Linked DNA regions of Homo sapiens: region 2 is linked to region 1. A link is a loop called in an ENCODE intact Hi-C map of the cell type or tissue named here. Cell type or tissue: endothelial cell of umbilical vein. All regions are shown on one strand. Each heading gives the region's core, and the rest is flanking DNA. Links, peaks and the distances in the headings are about the cores only.

Evidence for each region. Hi-C counts contacts between places; a loop is a spot of excess contacts. Peaks named below come from ENCODE experiments on the same cell type or tissue, not always from the same donor. Only the 100,000 strongest peaks of a DNase experiment are listed, where the experiment ranks them.
Region 2: a loop joins it to region 1, with 4 times the contacts of the local background. A loop is called at or near these places in 1 of 110 quality-filtered maps.

The regions. Positions count from the first base shown.
Region 1 is chr22:29,468,097-29,472,476 of GRCh38, reverse strand. It overlaps LOC107985541 (a long non-coding RNA gene), which reads left to right. Exons shown (of 4, transcript XR_001755482.2): 2 at 28-4,344. Among named protein-coding and RNA genes, the nearest start is that of NEFH, 9.9 kb to the left of the region's middle. RefSeq lists an enhancer at 1,833-2,333. In endothelial cell of umbilical vein, for the core only: a CTCF peak has its summit at 1,892 (motif pointing left); no DNase peak of the experiment used is centred there; H3K27me3 peaks cover 1,259 bases.
Region 2 is chr22:29,715,187-29,719,566 of GRCh38, reverse strand. CABP7-DT (CABP7 divergent transcript) reads left to right here. Exons shown (of 3, transcript NR_186695.1): 1 at 1-19. Among named protein-coding and RNA genes, the nearest start is that of CABP7-DT, 2.5 kb to the left of the region's middle. RefSeq lists a silencer at 2,540-2,740. In endothelial cell of umbilical vein, for the core only: no CTCF peak of the experiment used is centred there; a DNase peak (open chromatin) is centred at 2,626; H3K27me3 peaks cover 392 bases.

The DNA.
Region 1 (4,380 bases), core at 312-4,311:
TAATTTTTTTTTTTTTTGTATTTTTAGTAGAGATGGGGTTTCACCGTGTTAACCAGGAATGTCTCGATCTCCTGACCTCGTGATCCACCCGCCTCAGCCTCCCAAAGTGTTGGGATTACAGGCGTGAGCTACCACGCCCGGCCCTAGGCTCCACAACTCTAAGAAGCTTTGGTGAGTAAACAGGCCTGAAGAGGTGAAATCATTTGCCAAGCACAGAACCAGGATTCAAAACTTTGCAGTCTGGCTCTAGAATGCCACCCCGTCCCACCTCAGGACTGGCCCTCTCCTGGGAATTCCTTTCTCCCTCATCCTCCATGTCCTTTCTCTGTGGAGCCGTGTGCCCTGCCCATATCTAAGTACATGTCCTGGGATCCAGGGGATGACATATACTGGAGTCCCTGGTGCCCATGCCTTCTGACTCCTCCTAGACCATGAGCTGAGGGGACAGAGAGTGGCTCTTGCACCTGGGGGGCTCAGGGTGTGTACAGTGGGTGAACAAATGGGGGGACATTTGAGGCCCAGGCAGAAGGACACAGAATGTTCCCTGGTGGCAGCTTAGGAGGGGGCAGGGGCTGGGCAGAGGGGGCAGTTGTGTCCTTCCCTACCTGAACCTCTTCTACTCTCTGGGTCCACCGCCATGAAATTATTCATTCTGCCACATTCTCTTGCACCCTGGCTTTCTGTCTGAAATCCTTTCTCTGCCCCAGTATTCACTCTCCGACTCTTCAGCTCACTCCTCTTAATCCTTGAGACGTTCCAGGTTACCTGCTCCCTCAGGAGCTTTGCTAACCCCAAGGTTGTGATAACTGCTTTCTTTAGGCTCCCACAGTTGCTCGTTCTAATCCCAACACGGTATTTGAAGGGCTATTTATTTCTCTCCTGACTGGACTGTTGGGAGCTTTGTAAGGGCAAGAGCCATCTCTTATTTAATGTTGTATTCCTAGGGCCTGGTACCAGAGTATTAGTAAAGCTTGTTGAATGAATAAATGCGATTCAGCGGTGACTTCCCATAGATGCTACTCCATGTTATTCATGTCACTGTAATCCATCTTGGGCTGCATTTCACAAGCCAGCATTGAAGAAAGCTGGGCTCAGAGAGCCTTAGAGACCATCAGTGGTACAGATGAGGAAACCGAGGGCAGGCCTGGTTCTCACTGCCTCGCCTCTGGTTCTGCGACTGGAGCTCCGTGAGGACAGGAACCAGGACTTGGATGTTGTTTTCTGGCTTGGCAGGGTGCTTTGCCTGTGATCACAGTCATTGCCTTTTACTAGGTGCTTATAAGGTGCCAGCCCCTTTATGTGTTTTTCCACGTTTGCATATCCACAGGGAAGGGAGGTGCAATTATCCCCATTTACAGATCAACAAACAGGTGTAGGGAGGTTAAGTAATTTGGTTATTTATCAGTGTCTTCTGGTTCCTTTCATAAATTTATCTGGGTTCCACTGTAGCCTCACAACATTGTCATCAAACCCACTTTCGGCGGTGCAGTGGCTCACACCTCTAATCCCAGCACTTTGGGCGGCCAAGCGAGAGGATCGCTTGAGCCCAAGAGCTCGAGACCAGCCCAGGCAACACAGAAAAACCTCATTTCTACAAAAAATAAAATAAAATAAAAATAGCTGGGTGTGGTGGCGCGCCTGTGGTCCCAGCTCCTCGGGAGGCTGAGGTGGGAGGATCGCTTAAACCTGGAGAGGCGGAGGTTGCAGTGAGCCGAGATCACGCCACGGCACTCCAGCCTCGGCAACAGAGCGAGACCCTGTCACAAACGAACACTCTCCAGAGGGGGAAACCGAGGCCCTGGGACTGCAGAACCGGTTTCTCTGCCTCGGCATACTGCCTCGGCTGGCTCTGCGCTTGATAGAATCGCGCCAGCAACAGCGCCCCCTGCAGGCGACGGCGGGCACGCCTGCGTCACAGCCATCCCCGCCCTTCCGCAGTGGGAACGCCCGAATGCTTCATCCGGCCTCGGAAGATTGAAGAGCGCTCCTCCAAACTGGCTCAGGGAAGCCGGGCGCGCCGCCTTCAGCCCCGCCTTGGCCGCCGCGGCGTCGCATCAGTGGCATCCCCAGGGGCTGCAGGAAGGTAGCCGTAGCCTTGGCTGTCGTGGCTTCCCTCATCGTAACGGCCTGGGGGCAGCGGTGCTCAAAGAACTCAGGGGGTGGGGCTCAGGTAGGGGCATGGCCGGTGCTCTTCCTAGGGGCGGGATCCTGGGAAAGGGGATCGTCCCAGAAGGACCCAGCCACAAGCGAGGACACCGGTGCATCAAGCCCTGGCGCCTGTGTTTCCGTGAACAGCGCCCTTCTCCTCCTCCCCAGACATTGGTCCTGGCACCTGTGTGTCCGTGGGCAGCAGCCTCTTCCTCCTCCCCAGACCTCAGTTTCTGCACGTGTGAAAAGGGGGCTCTTCCAAGACTCTTACATGAATGCAAAAATCGGGATTTCGTCCAGCATGCTCAGAATTGTCGACCCTACACAGGCACCTGAGAAATCAGAGCTGAGTCAGGAGAGCCGGTGTGGATGTACTGGGAGCTCCTTCCCTTGCTGCGTCAGCACTCTTGAGACTGGAGAGCCCTGGAGGTTGGGGACCGGCCACTTGCTGGTGGACCAGACTCCCTGCAGTCTGGGATGGTGACAGACATGAGACATGGCTGTGGAAGTAATTGGTAACAGTAGTAGCCCGCATTTATTGAGCACTGACTATGTGCTTGGCTTTGTGTGAAGGCCAGTCACATGCATTATTTCCCCCTCCCACAGCCTTGTCTGGTGGGTACTGCTATTCTGTCCCCAGTTTACTGATGAGACATTTGAGGCCCAGAGTTGCTGGGTAGTAACCAGTCCAAAGTCACCCTGCTGACAAGTAGCTGAAGCAGTAGTCCCCAGTCTTACCTACTATACTGTACTGAGAAAGGTTTGACCTGGAAGGCAGAATGGCAGAGGGGGAAATGACAAGGTTCTAGCAGTATTAATAATAGATACCATGCATTGAGCACCCACTAAGTGCTGGGTGCTGGCCCAAGGGCATTTCATGAATCATTTATCCTCCTGACAGTGAACCCTATACTGTAAATTTTATTTCCATTTCAAAGGTGAAGCTCGGAGAAGTCACTTTATATGCCTTAGGGCACATATAGTAAAAAACTAACTTTTCGATTCATTGATGGTGCATTCTGCCTGCCTGCATGTCACTCTTAGGCATATTCCACTCTTCTCTGAGTCAAGCTTTCTCCTACTGTGAAATGAGAGGCTTGGACTGGGAGACTTTGAATGTTCTTTCCCCAGCCGATGTTGTTTGATTTTAGGGAGTTTTGACATGAATGTTGGAGATCTGGATTTGAGGATTACATTTGTTCCTAATTAACTGTAATTTAGGCACATCTCTGCATCTCTGGGCTTCAGTTTCCGCATTAGTAAAAGGTAAGACTAGACCAGGCATGTTGGCTCATGTCTGTAATCCCAGAACTTTGGGAGGCTGAGGAGGAAGGAGGATTGCTTGAAGCCAGGAGTTTGAGTCCAGCCTGGGCAACAAAACAAGACCCTGTCTCTACAATAAAAAAAAATTAAAAAGTTCAAATTAGCCAGGTGCAGTGGCTCATGCTTGAAGTCCCAGCTACTTGGAGAGCTGAGGTGGGATACTCACTTGAGCCCAGGAGTTTGAGGCTGCAGTGAGCTATAATCATGCCACTGCGCTCTATCCTGGGCAACAGAGCGAGGCCCCGTCTCTAAAAAGAAAATGGGCTGGGCACGGTGACTCACACCTGTAATCCTAACACTTTGGGTGGCTGAGGTGGGAGGATCACTTGATCCCAGGAGTTTGAGACCAGCCTGGGCAACATGGCAAAACCCTGTCTCTACGAAAAATACAAAAAACTGGCTAGGCATGGTGACATGTACCTGTGGTTCCAGCTATCTAGCTATCCGGGAGGTGGAGGCAGAAGGATCACCTGAGCCCAGGAGGTTGAGACTGCAGTGATCCATGATCACGCCACAGCCTTGGCAACAGAGTGAGACCCTGTCTCAAAAAAAAAGAAAAAAAAATTACAGAGATTAGCATTTCCAATCACCAGAGTGCCTTCTGGCTTGAATATTTTATGACTGCAGATGAAGAGACAACCTGAGGTTCAGCAAACTGCATCCTCTGAGAAAGTCTAATGAACGTAAATCTGCTACCTTACTCAGAATGTCCCTGGCACAAGTTTCCAAGGATAGACCCTCTGTGTGAAGGGGAGCAGCTGCCTTTGAGCAATCAGCAGTAACTGCTTGGGGAGGCTTAGTCCCCTAATAGTTCAGAAGTCACCTCCAAGGTCAGACGGACCCACAGCTGAACGCCAACACTTCCACTTCTCGGTAAGGCATCTCAGGCAAGTGACCTTTCCTTTCTGT
Region 2 (4,380 bases), core at 381-4,380, 250 kb before region 1:
CACAGGGCAGGAGCAGCAGGTAAGAGCTGGGTACACGTCTGGGGTAGGCTTCCTGCCCTGCCTGTGACTGACACCCTGCCGCTGACCTTGCTCCCCACAATGGGGCCCCAGTCCCGGACCCTTCCCAAGCCCCTACCTTTCAGCTTGCAGAAGAGGAGCCAAAGTGTCTCATGGCCCCCAGGGCAGTTCGGGACAGAGACATGGCCCGGTGCCTGTGGGGTCTGGTGTGAGGGCCTGCCAGTTCACATGGCTGCAGCTCAGACCTAATGTATGTGCAGGGCTTCCCCAGGCCCCAGGGCACGTCGGCACCCCAGAGCTGGGGTGGGGGCAGGTGTTTGAGGGAGCAGCCTGCGTGTGCATATGTCTGCTATCCATGAGGGTGTGTATGTGCCACTGGGCACGTGCGCAGGTGTCTGTGACTCCATATGCAGATGGACAAATGTCGGGAGTGTGTGGCCACCTGTGTGTGCCAAGGTTGTACGCTGGCAGGTCGGGGGAGGTGTGCAGGCCCTGGGGCTGGGAGTGGTGTGGGCATATGGTGCACAGATGTGCATGGGAGGGGGTGACCTTCTGGCCTGGCTGTGGCCCCATCTCTGGGTGCTTCCCTGAATCCCCCTACTGGGACCACCTCCCTGCCCCCTTTGGCCCAATCAGCTAAAGGTCCCAGCAGGAACGCTGATTGCACAGCCCTGCCCGGTCCTGCCCTGCCCTTCCCAAGCTGATTACACTTTTCTGCTTGTTTCTGTTTTTGTTACTGATTAATCGCAGCCTTGTCTCAGGGTCTGGGGAGAAGGGGCTCAGTGAGAGATGCTAGCCCCAGCCAAGCGGGGTTGGGTCAGCCTGGGCCCAGCACTTCCTGGGCCCTGCTCTGGAGGGAGCTCCTAGAAACATCTATAACCTGCGGAGGAGCCAGGAAGGACACCAGCTGTCTGTCTGTCTCCCCAGACCTCTCCGGGCTAGCTGGTTGCCCACTGGGACCTGGGCCTGGAGGTGAGAGAGGCCCCAGAAAAGCTCCCACCCCACTCCAAAGCTCTCCTTGCCCACCTGTCCCATCTTCTGACCTTCCACCGCTAGAGCTGAATGCCTTGAGCTTCCCCAGTGTTTTTGATGGAGCAGAGACTTGAGGAAGTAAGAACCCAGCACCAAGAGCCAGGCAGACTGGGGCTTCTGCATCCACCATCTCCTCACCATGGAACTACAGTCAGGTCCCTTAACCGGCCATAGCCTCAGTTTCCCTGCCTGTTAAGGTGGCAGTGCCACATCCCAGGCAGCGGTGAGGATGAAGTGACATAATGTAGGAAAGGTGCCGGGCATCACCTCCCTGAAACTCTTGGGAGTTTCCTATTAGCATGAACATCCCCCCCAAGGAATAGGAATTAATAATAATTATAGCTTCGAGTATTGATTGAGAGAGCGAGCCGCAGCAGCAGCTCAGTCGTTCCACGTTTACTAAGTGTCCAGGCTGTGCCAGCCCAGGCCTGTCAGTTCTAAATCAGAACCCCTGGGCCAAGGGAGAGTGGGCTAGAGCCTGCTGAGAGGCTGGCAGGAAACCCAGCTCCCAGTGACTCCCTGGGAGGCCGCTGCAGAGCGTGTTGGTACTCGCCCTGTGAAGGGGAAGCTCCTGGGCTTGCTGTCCAGGTGGGTATTTTTTTTTATTTTTTTAGGTGGAGTCTTTCTCTGTTGCCCAGGCTGGATTGCAGTGGCATGATCTCGGCTCACTGCAACCTCCGCCTCCCAGGTTCAAGTTATTCTCATGCCTCAGCCTCCCGAATAGCTGGGACTACAGGCACATGCCATCACACCCAGCTAATTTTTGTATTTTTCGTAGAGAACATGTTGGCCAGGCTGGTCACAAACTCCTGACCTCAAGTGATCTACCCGCCTTGGCCTACTAAAGTGCTGGGATTACAGGCGTGAGGCACCACTCCCAACCCATGGTGGCTTTTTTTTTTTCAAGTCAAGGGAATTCCAGGGGTCAAGAGGAGGGTGGGCAAAAGCTCAGAAGTGTGAGAGGGCCTCTCTTAGCTCTGAAGGGCAGGTCTGGGTCTGGGTTCTCCAGATCTCCTACGCTTGGCACAGGACTGGAATGGGCTAAGGTGGCTGGGGCTGGATGAACATCTGTCAAATGAATGAACGAGAGAATTAGTGAATGAACGACTGCCCGCTCACCACCGCCCCCCGCCCTTCGGCATTGCAGCCCCGTCCTCTCCTCTGTGCGTCACGGGGGAGCAGATGGCATGATCACAGGGTGTGAATTATGTCTGTCGCTCCCCCATCTGGGGAAGGTGCTGCTGCCATCACACTGCACTCTCTGGGGTGCCCACCGGGAGATGCCTGAGCCTCAGGTCCTCCCAAGAGGGGTTCTCCACAGGCCTTGCTAACTAATCATTGGGTCAGGAGGCTAGAGACACTGGGAGAGGTGACACGCTGAAACCTGTGATTCCAGGGGGGTTCCCCAAGTGGGAAGGAGACAAGGGGAGAGAGGTGGGAACTGCCATGTTCAGAGGCCAGACTCTTCCCTCCCTGAGACTGGAGCCCACTCCTTTCAAGAGCAGCACAGTCCCTGCCCTCCCTGGCCAGAGACCTCTTGTCCGAGGCCAGCATCCTCTTGCCACATTCAGCACCAGGGAGAGCTCCCAGCAGAGCTCAGGGCCCAGCTGTGTAGAGTGAAGCTGTGGAGGGACCCACAAGAGCCGGCCAAGGCTATCAATGAACCCATTGTCCAAACGAGGAAATCAAAGTGAAGAGGGTGTAAGCTTCAAGTTCAAGATCATGCTGGGACCAATAATTGCAGCCCTACCCAAGCCAGGGCTCCTGCTGGGGGAGAAGGTACTGGAGGAGGGGAGGTAGTGGTGGTAGGGAGGGGATGTCCAGGGAGGGCAGAGGCTATGGCCTCTGCTCCTAGGCTGAGGAACAATATTGTTCCAAGAACGCACTGGGGACAGTGTCTGGAGGTGAATAAAATATTCATTGTCCGGGCAAACTCCCGAAGTCAACTAATGAATAATGGAATTTATAGACTCAAAGATGCACACCGGGCTGAGAGGGGGTGCAGGCCAGAACCCAGAGGCCCCAACTGCTCAGATCCCTGCTCTTCTCTGGCTACCCCCCTCTGAACGCCCACATGCCCAGCTCTTGAAGGTGACAGGAGCGGAAAGGACAACAGGGAACAGAGTCCATGTGAGGGAAACAGAGTGAAGGGGACAGGCCCTTGAATTTGTTGCTATTGGGGGAAGGAACTTGGTGATGGGAAAAGAGCACTGGACTCGGAGTCCAGTGCAGCTGGGATGAAGTCTGACCCCTGCTACCAGCTCTATGACTTGAGTGTAGCCCCTGCCCTGGTCTCAGTTTTCGTCCCTGTAAAATGGAGTTTATGCTGCCACCACACAGCTTGCTGCAGGGATCTGCTGAGGTGACAGTGCTTGGTGCTGCTGTCCGAGGCTGGACCTTCTGAGCCTCCCTCTCAGGCTCAGGGCCCAGCTGCGGAGGGTGAAGCTATGGAGGGACCTAGGAGAGCTGGCCAAGGCTATCAATGAACCCATTGTCCAGACAAGGAAATAAAAGTGGAGAGGGTGTAAGCATCAAGTTCAAGGTCATGCCAGGACAGTATCCCCCGGCTGCACTGGGTCCAGCTGGAAGGGAGGGGAGACATGGTCCCCAGAGGAAAGAAGCTGCCAGCCCTCAGGGCAGGGATGATGTCAATAACTGCAAAATCCTGGCTCACCCTGCCACACATTCAAGTGCACTGCCCTGTATCCCCCCGAAAGGTTCTGCTCCCGTTGGTCTGGGCTGGGAGCAGAAACTTGGGGGGTGGGGCAGGTATTCTTCTAAAGCTCCTCTACGTGCTTCCAGGGTGCAGCCAGGGTTAGAACCAATGTTCCAGAGGGAAACTGAGTCTGGATAGGGGTAAGAGGAGCCTGGGGATGTCCCCGTTAGGAAATCACAGAGATCCTGTCCCTGGCGTCCTCTGGGCCTCCACCTATGCCCGGGGCCTGGCGGGGCTGCTGGCTGGGAGGCTGCCCCAGGGATCAGAACCTTCACAGATGGGAGGGGGACCATGGGTACTGCAGGCCTAGCCCTTGCTCCCAGACCACTTCCTGAGTGACAGCTGCGGCAGCTGGCGGGAGACGAGGCGCGAGGCAGCTCCTAATTGCTCTGGGCTCCCAGATCCCTGCCTCAGTCTGTTGCCTCTGATGAGACGCTCAACCAACTTGCCTGAGGCGGCTGCTCCCTGAGAAGAGGCCCAGCTCCCATCTGCCCGGGCATTAGCCTAGGGTGATAGGTGGAGGAAAGTCACCTCTCCTTGCCAGGTCCTGGAGCAGGGCGAGGCTGGGACCCTGCAGTCCCCCAGGGCCTGTCCCCCTCCTCTCTGCATCTCTC